Regions from separate parts of the Homo sapiens genome. Here all the other regions are linked to region 1. The links are chromatin loops, found by intact Hi-C in ENCODE. Cell type or tissue: chondrocyte. All regions are shown on one strand. Region 1 holds the start of LOC124900681 (a long non-coding RNA gene). Region 2 overlaps SEPSECS (Sep (O-phosphoserine) tRNA:Sec (selenocysteine) tRNA synthase). Region 3 overlaps LOC102723675 (a long non-coding RNA gene).

Region 1 (4,000 bases):
CGCAAGCGGCCGAGGCTGGCTGGCGGGCTCCGGAGGAGAGGCGCCGCGGAGGCCAGGCGAGCCGGGCTGAACGGAGCTCTTTTCCTCGACACCCCCCACCCCTAGCGGGCCAGCTCCCCCCGCGGTGCGCGCTCCGCGGGGCCCGGGAATCCCCGGCGCCCTGGACCGCCCACCGAGTAGCTAATGCCTTTCACCATTGCTCCTCCACCGCTCCTCTGGCCCCAACTTTCCCCAGCCCAGACACGCGAGCGCGCGCGCACACCCACACACAGACACACACCCGCGTGCACACACACACACACGCATACACGTACACACATGCCTCCCCTCCCTCGACCCCAGCTCTACTTCCCCGCGTAGTTTGGAGATGACAGATGCCTGTAGACTTTCACCAACAAGCGGTGGGGGCAGCAGACTACAACAGTTATTTAATTAAAAGGCATTTTTCCTCTCTCTATTTCTCGCTCCAGCTCCCAGAATAGCTTTTTCACCCCTAGACCCTGAGCACATGCCTGTCTCTCCAGGTTACCAGTGGCCCGCTGACATCCATCTCCTTCCACGCCCCCCTTCCGGCGTCTACCCCCAGCGTCCCTGGGCCCCCCGAGTCACACCGACACGCACACCTACAGGCCGGCGGCGTGGAGCGTCTAGGGCACGATGCAGCCGGACTGCATTGCACAGTCATCAAAGTTAAGTGTGTTTGTGGGGTGCTTCTGTGCCCCAGGGGAGGCGCGGGGTCAGGAGGAGCGGAGGCTCCACTCTGCACCCCACCCCCCCCACCTCCGCGGGTCAGGGGACGCCTCTACTTGAGATTGCAGCCATTTTAGGGAAAGAGGCGGCTCGGGCCCCGAGGGGAGTGGAGGGGGGACAGCACGTCGCGGGGGGCTTGCGGCTCTGCAGCCCCTCGGCGCAACTGGAAGGCGGGTAGGCGCCGGGCGCACAGGGGCGCGGCGCCCGCGGCGACTTGGGGAAGGTTGCGCTCGAGTTCCCTGGTTCTGCCTGGAGTTGTTCGGGGTAACGCGCCGGCTCCTGCCTCTTTCTCGGGTTCCCGCTGGGCTGGGAGGTGGTGGGGGAAGGTGTCGATGGCAGATTGGGCACGGGAGGAACGCGACAGAACCTGGAGACTGGAAAGCTAGCGATGGGGGAAGGGGGGGTATCTCCTCTCGCCGGTTGGCGCTGACCCAGACAGTGCGACCCACTTGGCCCCCCATCCTCCCCACCCCCTCCCGAGCCTCTGCCTCCCCACCAAGTACCAAGTGAGCGCGCGGCAGGGGGCAAGGGGCGCGACGCCGCCCGGCACCGAGCCACCCCTTACCTGGTTGGAAGGGGTTTCCCAGGAGGAGCCGTAGTTGTAAAAGAAGGAAGAGAAGAGGGTGTCTTCCGACAGCCCGCAGCCCGCCATGCTCTGGATGCAAATAAAATGAGGAAAGAAAAAAAAAGCACACATACACAAAAGCAACCCAAAATTTTAAAAATCAAATTAAACCAATAAGCCAAGAAGAAATTCTCTCGAAAATAAAAGAAAAGGAGGGGGAAGGGAATGGCAAAGGGAACGGAAACTCTCGGCGGTGCTCCCTCTCCGGGAGAGGAGGGATGCTCGGGCTGCCGCCGCCGCCGCCGCCGCCGCCGCTGCCGCCTTCTCAAGACGGTACCTAGATAGGTTCGTCCTGACTTGGGCAGCCGCCGCCGCCGCCTGTGCCGGCTGCGTGTGTGCGCGCGTGTGTGTGCGTGTGCGTGTGTGTGGTGTGTGCGCGCAGAGCGAGAGACCGCAGGGGAAGCGAGAGGGCGAGATAATGAGCGAGCCGGGATGGAGGCGCAGAGGCAGCGCGAGCGGGCGGGCGTGTGCGCGCGGGGGTGCGTGCGTGTGTGTGTGTGTGTGTGTGTTGTGTGTGCGCGCGCGCGAGCGCGCGCGTGTGGCTGGGTGTGCGTCTGTTTGGGGAGCTCACCGGAGAGCCGGGGCCGTCACGTGGGCGCGCTGACTCCGCCGGCTGCCGGGGACAGCCTGTACTACAGCCCCGGCCACTAAATCAGACCACGCCGCCAGACCTTTTGCAGCCCGCGGCCGGCCGGCCGCCTTCTCCGACCTCCTCGCCATAGCCGCCGGGCCATGCGCGTCCCGGGACGGCAGGGGGCGCGGGTGAGGCCGCGGGCAGGTGGATGGATGGGTGGGGAGTGGGCCGCCCTGAGCCCGGGAAGAGGAAAAATGCTCGAGGAAAAACACAGGCGCCCACCCCCCCGCTACGTCCGGCAACCTCCTGGCAAGCCTTCCTTCCGCCCTGTTTGAAGATTTTTTTTTTTATTCCTAAAATTGCTTTTCCATGCAGAGACCCCTCTTCCAGCCACTGGAAAATTATTTTCACATAGTTGCTATGTCCCGCTTTTCTTGCTTTCGCGATCCCTCCAGCCCCCCCGCGCGCGTGTCCACGCAGGCACAGACACACCGGTGCCTGCCTCCTCCCATTCCAAATGCAAACCCACTTCCTTTTGCCGGTTGCTGTAGTTAAGCTAAGTCAATGCTACATCAAACTAGGCTAGGCTGAGAGGACTGGAAAGTGGATTTAGGGGACAATACTGCCCCAGCAGGAAGAAAGGCTCTAGTTTGGCGTTCTGTTGATTTAACAGTTTAAAACGAAAATGGATTTTGTAGCTTCTGCACTAAAACTCAGGCCCCTTGAGTCACAATTATTTAAAGGGAGCTATTCTCTAAAGTCCATTATATGATATAAAAATGTAAACGGATATAATGTCGTCTTTCTCTCTCTCCTCACAAAATGGTATTTTAGAACCAAATCTTTCAGTCTTAATAATTGGGTGGCTGAAAGGTGTGTTTTTTTTTTTTCTGCAAGAAGACATTCTTTACTTGCTTCCCCTTACTCTTTATACAGATATTTATAGAAAGTAAAATTTAAATAAAAACCAGCATATCTGTGTAAGATGCTCTTAAAAGTATTTGAATCCTTGCAGGAAGACTTGAAACAACCTCTTAAAGGCAGTTTATATTGTTTTCTTTCTGAATCCCGTTTCCAAATGCTGCCTATTTTTATTCAAACCAATTGTGTTTTTCCAAGAGTTCACACTTCCACTTGTAAATTCCCCACTGGAGGTCGAAATCCTCTGTGAAATAAACATTTCCACAGCAACCCAGTGATGTCAGAAACGTCGGCTAGTGATTTCAGAGGGGAAATAAAACAGGAGCAAAGAATGGCTCTAGAAAGACAGTTCCTTCATCCTTGCGAATAGCATGCCTCCTGGTAGAAATTCAGAAAACATTTCTGGCTAAATACCTGTTTTCTTTTTCTGAGATTGACTTATTTTTCAAAGGCATGTCAAATGATCTTTAAAAAAAAAATAGGTCACCATCCTCTTTTCTGGATTGGTGAAGAATGCTGTTTCAAATCAGTGGTGCCTAACCACACTGGCCACTGTAGATTTTTATAAGGGGGGGATATATTTTTTCTAAAAATTGATGTTGGAGAGAACATTGAAAGATGAAATTTTACGTACTAACTTCAGGCCCAAATAATGCTGACTGACCTGGCTTCAAACTTACAATAGTTTTTTTAAAGTATTAGGCACACAGAAGTTCTATTCAGTTATCGAAATTGGTGCTGATCTCACCAATATTGAATAAAGGGGCTTCTCCATTGTTCCCTCTATTGTTTCCTGTGTCTCCTGGCTGAGAAAAAGAAGGGAGGAATTCTTCATACTGCCCCTAATTCAATCCCCTTGCAGTCCCACCCCTATAAACATTAAATGTAAAGAGACCAGAAAATATTAAATTAGGCCCAATGCCTGTGTTTTCTTAGGCTTCCTATCTAAATAACATTTATACAGAGCATTATAGAAATGTCCACTTTGTAAACTGCTTTTCATACATACGTTAGCCCAAGTTAACATTCTGTTCCTGCAGCCACTCACTGATTCCCTGATTTTAGCTCAGGTCCCACATTCACACCAATGGAAGTTCATTCTGTCTGTGTTATCCCATCATCTATTTGTT
Region 2 (4,000 bases), 670 kb after region 1:
TATCTTGTTGCATATTTCGGTACATTAGCCATTCTAAAAGGTGTGTAGTGGTATTTCATTGTGGTTTTAAATTTGCATTTCCCTAATTACTAATGACATTGAGCATCTTTTCCTATATCACATAAATCTTAAGAAATGTCCTCACAATTAAACAATTACTATCCCATGGAATGAATTAGTAGGGGAAGGAAGACTGGGGTAAAACAGAGCACAAGATTTTTAAACTTGTTATGTATTCATCCTAAGGCTATGAGATCATCTATGAGATAATACATATGAAAATGCTTTAGAATATATAAAGTACTATTATAAATATAAGGGACTACAATTGTTGTTAAGTGCTAGAAAGTTATCAGATTTAAAAACTGCACCAGAGGACTCACTCTCTCCCAGATAGAAGATGAATAAAACACTGCCTGCCCTAGCTATACAAGCTCTGTCTTTTGGAGGTGTCCTGAATTAAGCTAGTTGTGTTGGAGATAAAGTCATGTTTTCAAATATAAATGTAACTTCTTTTCATAACCAATATAACCAATGAGTTCAGCGTTCAATAATGACAAGAAATAGGCCAGGCGTGGTGGGTAACGTCTGTAATCCCAGCACTTTGGGAGGCTGAGGCGGGTGGATCACGAGGTCAGGAGTTGGAGATCAGCCTAGCCAACATAGTGAAACCCCGTCTCTACTAAAAATACAAAAAATTAGTCGGGTGTGGTGGCGGGCGCTTGTAATCCCAGCTACTCGGGAGGCTGAGGCAGAAGAATGGTTTGAACCTGGGAGGCGGAGGTTGCAGTGAGCCAAGATCGTGCCATTGCACTCCAACCCAAGACTCCGCTCAAAAAAAAAAAAAAAAAAAAGATAGAGCTAACTTCTGACCTGATTCTTCCTCTTGTGACTGACATCTCACTCCTAAACAATTTTCAAGTTTCCAAAAACTAAAAAGATGACTTATCCATTTGTCTTTTAAGAGCTTCTACCTTTAAGTACCTTTAAGTGATAAATGAATTGAATTTTATTGAATAAGAGTCCCTAATGCAGGAGTTTCTAAAAAGTAAATAAATAAAAGCAAAATCACCTAACCCAGATTCCTCGTAATATCTGGATAGACAGGCTGACAAAAAGTAATAGGAAACCACCTATGGTGGTTCCAGATCTGAATAAATACTATCGGACCATACTAGATGTCTCCCTCCCAGTGCAAGAAACCAACAGGCAGAAAACACCAATGATTTGGAGCACAGTTCTAGTCAAGAATGTTATTCGACACCTAAAGGGAAAGCTTACCTTTCTTTCTTTTAGTAGCTTCTTATAGCCATTTGATCCAAGTGACAATAAAGTAATAAGGACATCTAAAGAAGGTGAAGCTGAAGCTCTTCCTGAAATAAGAAGGATAAGTTACATTAAGACTGTGGTGGGGGGGTAGCTTTGGAAATTAAGATTTACTACAATAGCCTATGTACAAATGGATTTTTGTTTGTTAGCTACTTTTTCTGAAAAGCAACTTATTTATTTACCTGGATACATCTTGCTGATTTCCTGAATGAATGAATCATTAAAGCCAGCAATTATAGCACCACCTACTGGAACCATAAAATTTTTGTCCAAGCTCTGAACAAAAGCATCTATTCTACCAACTCGAGCCCCCTGGAATCAATATGATATTACATATTAGTTGCTAGGAAAACAGACAACTGCTATTAACAAACAAATACCACAACAAAAAATTATAACTATTTGAGTTAATTAATATATTAGCCTGATTTAACCATTTTACAATATATACATGCATCAAAACATCAAATTGTACACTGTAAATATATACAATTTTTGTCAACTCTACCTTAGAATAAAAATAAACACCATTAAAACAATGCATGGAAAAAACAATTGAAAAATTTTATTTTTATTTTCTTTGTAATAGTGCCAAGAAAATGTTTTTAAGTATTAAACCAAAATTTTTAATGGTGCTCCTTATATGTGCAACTTTAAGTTTACAACCTGCTTTCACACATAAATCATTTAATCTTCATAACAACTCTGTGAGGCAAGCACGGTTTCAGTATCAGCTCAGGTGGGAACTTTAATGAAACAAAGCTTTACACCTTAAAATTTGATAAGAAAGAATGGATTCATCCCATGCCTCTCATCTGTGCTCCTTTTTTTGACAACAAATGTCTACAATGGGTCCTATAACTATTAAGTGGTTTTAAACATCCTCTGTGAGTTCGAGGGTGGCCACCATAACCTAATGGACTATAGCCATCCGAGTTGCCAAACAGTTAATTATACATGTGCCTCTCTTTAATGCTTGGACAATCTACTACCTGTATGACCATTTTAAGCACTCAGATAAAAAACAAATGCAAAGTTTTACTTTTAACATCACTTAATGGAAGTTTTATTTGTATACTCTTGGCAATTCTAGAAGCAATGTTTCTACATAACTCATGCTCCCTAATATTATAAACTTAGATTTCATTCCACTGCAAATGAACTTCCAGTGAAAATCTAATATTCCGGTGAAAAATTGAATACTTACCTACTAGAAATGTAAAACTAAGTTCGGTCCTCATCCAACTTTCTGTCTAATGTGCTTCAATTTTCTCCTCTTAAAAATAGAGATACTGTCTAAATTACAACTAACATAGTCTTTTTCTTTATCTGTAGCCACAGATTTTCAATCTGTATTCACAATCTGTATTCCTATTAATATTATAACCATATTTGACCTTCATTTTCACACCTTGCTATCTGAGGGAGAACAGAAGGAGCAGATAGCTGGCCTAATCTCAGAGTCCAGATCCAGGCAACAGGTGGAAGCAGCCGAAGCAGGGAAGAGGAGCAGCTGCTCTGGAGGCCATTATACAACTGTTCAAATCTTAACCTTCCTCTTCCTCTTCTTTCTAATTTCCTAATAAACCATGATCAGAGAAAATCTCACCATATCACAGGAAAATAGAGAGATGCATATAAGACTAACAGAATAAAAAAAACTGGAAAACATGCGAAGTAGCAGCATATAAAGATAAGTGGACAGTCAGAGTTGCCTTTGTATTAACATTTTAGTACTGTCCAAGGCCTCCTGAGAGAAACAGGAACCTAAACTGGAAGCAGAAGTACTAGAGGAATCAATGCACCAGACTTTGCTAGAACCCTTCCATCACTAAAACACAGAAAGCATTTAAAAGGCAGCACATTCTGTGGCAAGAAAACAAACAGGCCAGACCCAATCTCAGAAATGGTACAAGACCCCCTTTTTCAGCTACATCTAAGTCATCAGTATATGCTCTAAAATCCACTCTCAAAATACATCTGAATAAAAGCATTTATTACCACCTTCACAACTACCACCCTGGCCAAAGCCACCAAAAAATCTCATATGGGTTGCTGCAACAGCCTTCCACTCTTGCCTCCCTACAGTCTATTTCCCACATAGCATGTCACTCTTTCCTGCTTGAAATCCTTCCATGGCCAATGATCATACCAAAAACAAAATCCCAAACCCTTAACACACCTCAAAGCTCTACAACCACTGTTCACCTTGTTCATTATGGTTCAGCCATACTGGCCTCCTTGCTATTTCTCACATATTCCAAGCACGCTCCTGCCTCAGAGTCTTGGCTGTTAGCTTCTGACTGGAATCTCTCTCTCTAGAGAGCTGCAAAGCTTCCTCCTGCATCATTCAGAGCTCCACTCACATGTACTTCTTGAAGAGTGCTTCCTAGATCACTCCATCTAATGATATCCATCCTCCCCAAATACCAGAGCATTTATCCAAGACTTGTCATACTCAAGGTTTACTCTCTGCTTTCGCACAAAAAATAGAATGCTCTATGAGGGTTAAAGATTTTGTTGGATTCACTATTGCATCTCCAGTTCCTACCCTGGTGCCTGGTACACAAGCAGGAACCCAGAAAGTATTTGTTGAATGAAGTGACAATTGGGTTTGTGAATAAACAGTAGTAATACCTACTTCTCTCAAATTCTGAACAGGCAAAGTTGC
Region 3 (4,000 bases), 520 kb after region 1:
AAAATAAACAAGTAAGGGGTTAGGGAATATGGGTGGTAGGAGGCAGGAGAGGCTGCTAAGTAAATTCCCTATGATGCTCGTCCCATAGAGTTATCAATACAAGGAGTGACGTCCCACTTGGAATGCCTGCTGTTCTGGTTACTATTGCTGCATAATGAATGACCCCAAAAAGCAGTGGCTTAAAACCATAGTTATTTCATTAGCTCTCATTGTTTCTATTGGCCAGTAATTTGGGAAGACCTTGGCAGGTTGGCTTTAAGTCTCTCAGGCTCCATGGTCAGACCATAGCTGGAGCAGTAGAGGCTGCCCAGGAATCTCCCTCTCTCTTCATTTAGTCTCAGGGCCCCTCCTTGAGGTCTCTGTATGGGCTACGTTGGGCTTCCTCACATCACAGAGGCCTCAGGACAGTAAGACCACTGACATGGGTAGCACAGAGCTCCAGGCGAGTGCTCCAGGAAAGAAAACTGAGGTTGCAACACCTTTTGTGGTAGACACTCCCTAGGGAGGCCCCCATGATTTCTCCCCTTAGAATCTGCACTCTATATAACTGCCTCACCTTGAGGTTGGCAGGAACTGTGACTCGATTCTAACCAATCAAATATGGCAAGGGAATGGGATGTCACACTTGTGATTATGTGTATGTGATATGGCAGTGGTGTAAGGGGATCACAGGTGTAATTAAGGCCCCTAATCAGTTAATGTGAGTTAATCAAAAGGGAGATAATCCTGAACGGGCCTGAGCTAATCATATGGCCTCAAAAGAAGATCTAGATCTTCCCTGTAGTGAAAGAATCCAAGCAGCAGAAATTCAATCTCTCTCTCTCTCTCTCTCTCTCTCTCTCTCTCTCTCTGTCTCCATTGCTTGCTATTATGGGCTGGATTGCTCCGCCACCACCACCAAATTCATATGTTGAAGACCTAACCTCCAGTACCTCAGAATATGACTGTGTTTGGAGATAGGACTTTAAAAGTGGTGATTATGTTAAAAGGAGACTGTCAGAGTGGATCTTAATCCAATCTGATTGGTGTCCTTATAACAAAGAAGATGGAGAGACACCAGGGATGTGTGCACACAGAGGAAAGACCATGTGAGGACATAGCGAGAAAACACCCATCTGTAAGCCAGGGAGACAGGCTTACAAAAGAACTGAATCTGCCAACACTTTGATCTCAGATTTCTAGCCTCTGGAACTGTGAGAAAATAAATGTCTGTTGTTTAAGCCACCCCAAAACTGTGACATTTTGTTATGGAAGCCCTAGAAAAATAATACACTTGTCTTGAAGAAATCAGCTGCCACAAATTCCACAGTCATAAGGAAATAAATTCCGGCCAAAACCTGAGGGAACATGAAAATGGCTTCTTCCCTAGTTGAGCCTTCAGATAAGAACACAGCCAAGACCACACCTGGATTCTGTCCTTGGGAGATCCTGAGCAGAGAATGCAGCTAAGCTATACCCAGATTTCTGACCCACAGAGAGTGTGATATACTAATGTTTTGGTGAGCCACTAAGTTTGTGGTCATTTGTCATGCCACAAAAAGACCTAATTCATCTGTAATAACCCAGCTTAGGAAGTCATAGCACCACTTTTGTTGCATCTTATTGGTTACAAATGAGCCACAAGCCCACCCAGATTTAAGCACTGGGATGGGAGGTGTTGCTGGGGCCAAATTTGGAAAATACAGCCTGTGACACCTGCATAATTGAATTTTAATTTGTAGCTCATATTTGAAACTGCAGCTGGCTTTCTGCATCTACATCAGCTTAATCAACTTGGCATGTTTCCTCCAACTGGTCTTCACATGGGCTTCAGAACCTCTCTGAAGGATGTCTGCCTCTGCCTGTCCCTTTGAGGAGCCCCCAAAGTGCACAATACCAGCACAGAATGTAAAACAGGCTTTTTCTAACATTCCCTCCATGTTTGATGACTGTTCATTTGGGCATTTTTACATGATGCCCTAATAGATAGAAACATTTATTTATTTGTATAGATTTTTCTTCACCCCACCTTTGCACCTGCTGGCTGTTTCCAGGTTCCAACCTGGGAAAGCATAAGCATGACTAGCCAACTGAAAGTGTGTATCTCAGCACCTTGTGAAGTAGGCCCTGAAACAGGGGCATTCAGCCACTTCTCAGGGCTGTACCTGCACTTAGAAGCCCCTAGACTGGACCTGCAGTATTCCTGGGGGTAATAGAAAAACCAGAGTTCAGAGTCCTGTCCCCAGGCTAGAAAGCCAGAAGCACCCTTGGCTCTCCATAAGTCATAACACTGGCTCATGTGCCCTCAGCTAGGAAGGACCTTGGAGGACATTTAGGCCAGACATCTGCTACTCAGTTCCCTTCTACAACATCCCCACCTAGTGGATCTGCCAGAATGCTTCTCCAGTGGGGATAATCATTCCCAGTTGCCCCAGGGAAGAAAAGGGCAAGTTCTACCCAGAAGAAAGAGGCCATTAACCAGCTGGAGTCTCTAGGCTGCCTTCCTTGACCTCTTTAACAAGACAATGGTCTTGATAGCTGGGCACTGTCAACAGAGGATTTTCTAAACTCCCTTCCTCTCATTACTACATTAGAGCCTGGCTGCCTAGATCGTAGAGTTTTACTATGAGACAGAGGAGAAAGAAGCCATGGTATGACAAGGAAATGAGAAGTCTATTCCTTCCAGTCCAAGAGATTGTGAGAGGAAGAGGAGCCAGGCTGAGAAAGCAGAGAAAGAATGGCCAAGGCTCTGGATGTGGGGGGTGTGTTCCAGAGGGAAGGGGAGGGCCAGAAACTCTGCAGAGCCAGAGACATGCTTCCCTGTGAGTCCCAGATGGATGTGCAGAATGTCCAGGATAAGCCCACTAAGCAGCCCCTTTCAACATGACACAATGTAGGGGCAATGACTATGGCAGACGCAGCACTTTTGGCTGCATAGGATCTCATTTACATGCCCTGCTGAGGAGACCTGGAGGGGCTGAAAGGGTTGGCAGAGCGTCCTGCCAGGGGACAGAGTCCACTCAGTCATTTCCTACGACGAGAGCAAATGGCCAAGATCCAGTGATGGGTCCTGGCCAACAACAATGATATTGACCCATATTGAATACTTATTAAATGTCAGGCTTGTCTAAGTGCTTTCCATTTATTATCTCATATTTAATTTTTGAATTAGCCTTGGGAGGTAAGCACTATTATGATCCCCACTTTTCAGATGAGAAGTTCCTGGCCAAAGTTACTCAGCAAGATTAGATAGGATCAACCAGACCTCAGTGGTCCTGAGGTCGGAGACCAAATCAGAACAGGGCAGAAGACGGAGTGTGTCCAGAAGATACTATACGCACGTAAAAACCCTTCCCCATCCCACCCTATCCCCACTGCCACAAGGACCCTAAAAGTTCTCTTGCAAGAGAAGCTGAAGATGGTGGAAATCTGAAAAACTGACTATTTAACTCAAAACAGCCTGAATGGTCTAATAGGACTACTGAAATTGTTAGATTAGATTGACATTACTGGGTTGGTCTATGCCTGGTTTACTTACTATCCAGTGCTAGGGGGTCCAGAAAAAAATTAGGTCAGTTAGACAAAAAATACAGAAGCTTACTTTTTTGCATGTTTGAGTGGAGTGTGAGTAAATGTATGGCTTGACTTCATTTCCTAGTCTGGTATATCTAAGACACTATTTGCTCTGAATAGGAAAGTCTGACAGTTCTGGGTTTGAACCCAGCTGAGCTACTCACTTGCTGTTTGACTCTTGCTTACTTAGCCTTTCAGGGCTTCATTTTCTTCACATGAAAAATAATAATAACAGATTTATATCGTTTAGAAGAGAAGCCAGCAAATATTTTCTATGAAAAGCTAGAGAATAAATATTTTAGGCCTTGGAGTCCTAGAATCTCTATTGTACCTGCTCAACTCTGCCACTGAAGCACAAAAGCAGCCACAGATGATAGATAAGTGGATGTGCAATACTGAATTCCAATAAAACTTTATTTACAAAGCATACGGAGAGACAGATTTGGCT

The links. Hi-C counts contacts between places; a loop is a spot of excess contacts. Peaks named below come from ENCODE experiments on the same cell type or tissue, not always from the same donor. Only the 100,000 strongest peaks of a DNase experiment are listed, where the experiment ranks them.
Region 2: it touches region 1 in a loop (4-fold over the local background); 30 of 110 quality-filtered maps call a loop at or near these places.
Region 3: it touches region 1 in a loop (2.7-fold over the local background); 35 of 110 quality-filtered maps call a loop at or near these places.

What each region holds. Positions count from the first base shown.
Region 1 is chr4:24,471,060-24,475,059 of GRCh38, forward strand. LOC124900681 (a long non-coding RNA gene) reads left to right here and starts at 2,205. Exons shown (of 2, transcript XR_007058077.1): 1 at 2,205-4,000. It also overlaps a transcript of PPARGC1A not described here. RefSeq lists an enhancer at 176-677 and a silencer at 2,059-2,198. In chondrocyte, CTCF peaks have their summits at 396, 595, 2,136 (motif pointing right) and 2,352; DNase peaks (open chromatin) are centred at 241, 792 and 1,852.
Region 2 is chr4:25,143,493-25,147,492 of GRCh38, forward strand. It overlaps SEPSECS (Sep (O-phosphoserine) tRNA:Sec (selenocysteine) tRNA synthase), which reads right to left. Exons shown (of 11, transcript NM_016955.4): 7 at 1,512-1,641; 8 at 1,282-1,373. Among named protein-coding and RNA genes, the nearest start is that of SEPSECS, 15 kb to the right of the region's middle. In chondrocyte, CTCF peaks have their summits at 1,577 (motif pointing left) and 1,779; no DNase peak of the experiment used is centred here.
Region 3 is chr4:24,986,544-24,990,543 of GRCh38, forward strand. The region is part of intron 1 of LOC102723675 (a long non-coding RNA gene); the gene reads left to right. Among named protein-coding and RNA genes, the nearest start is that of LGI2, 42 kb to the right of the region's middle. In chondrocyte, CTCF peaks have their summits at 2,370 and 2,571; no DNase peak of the experiment used is centred here.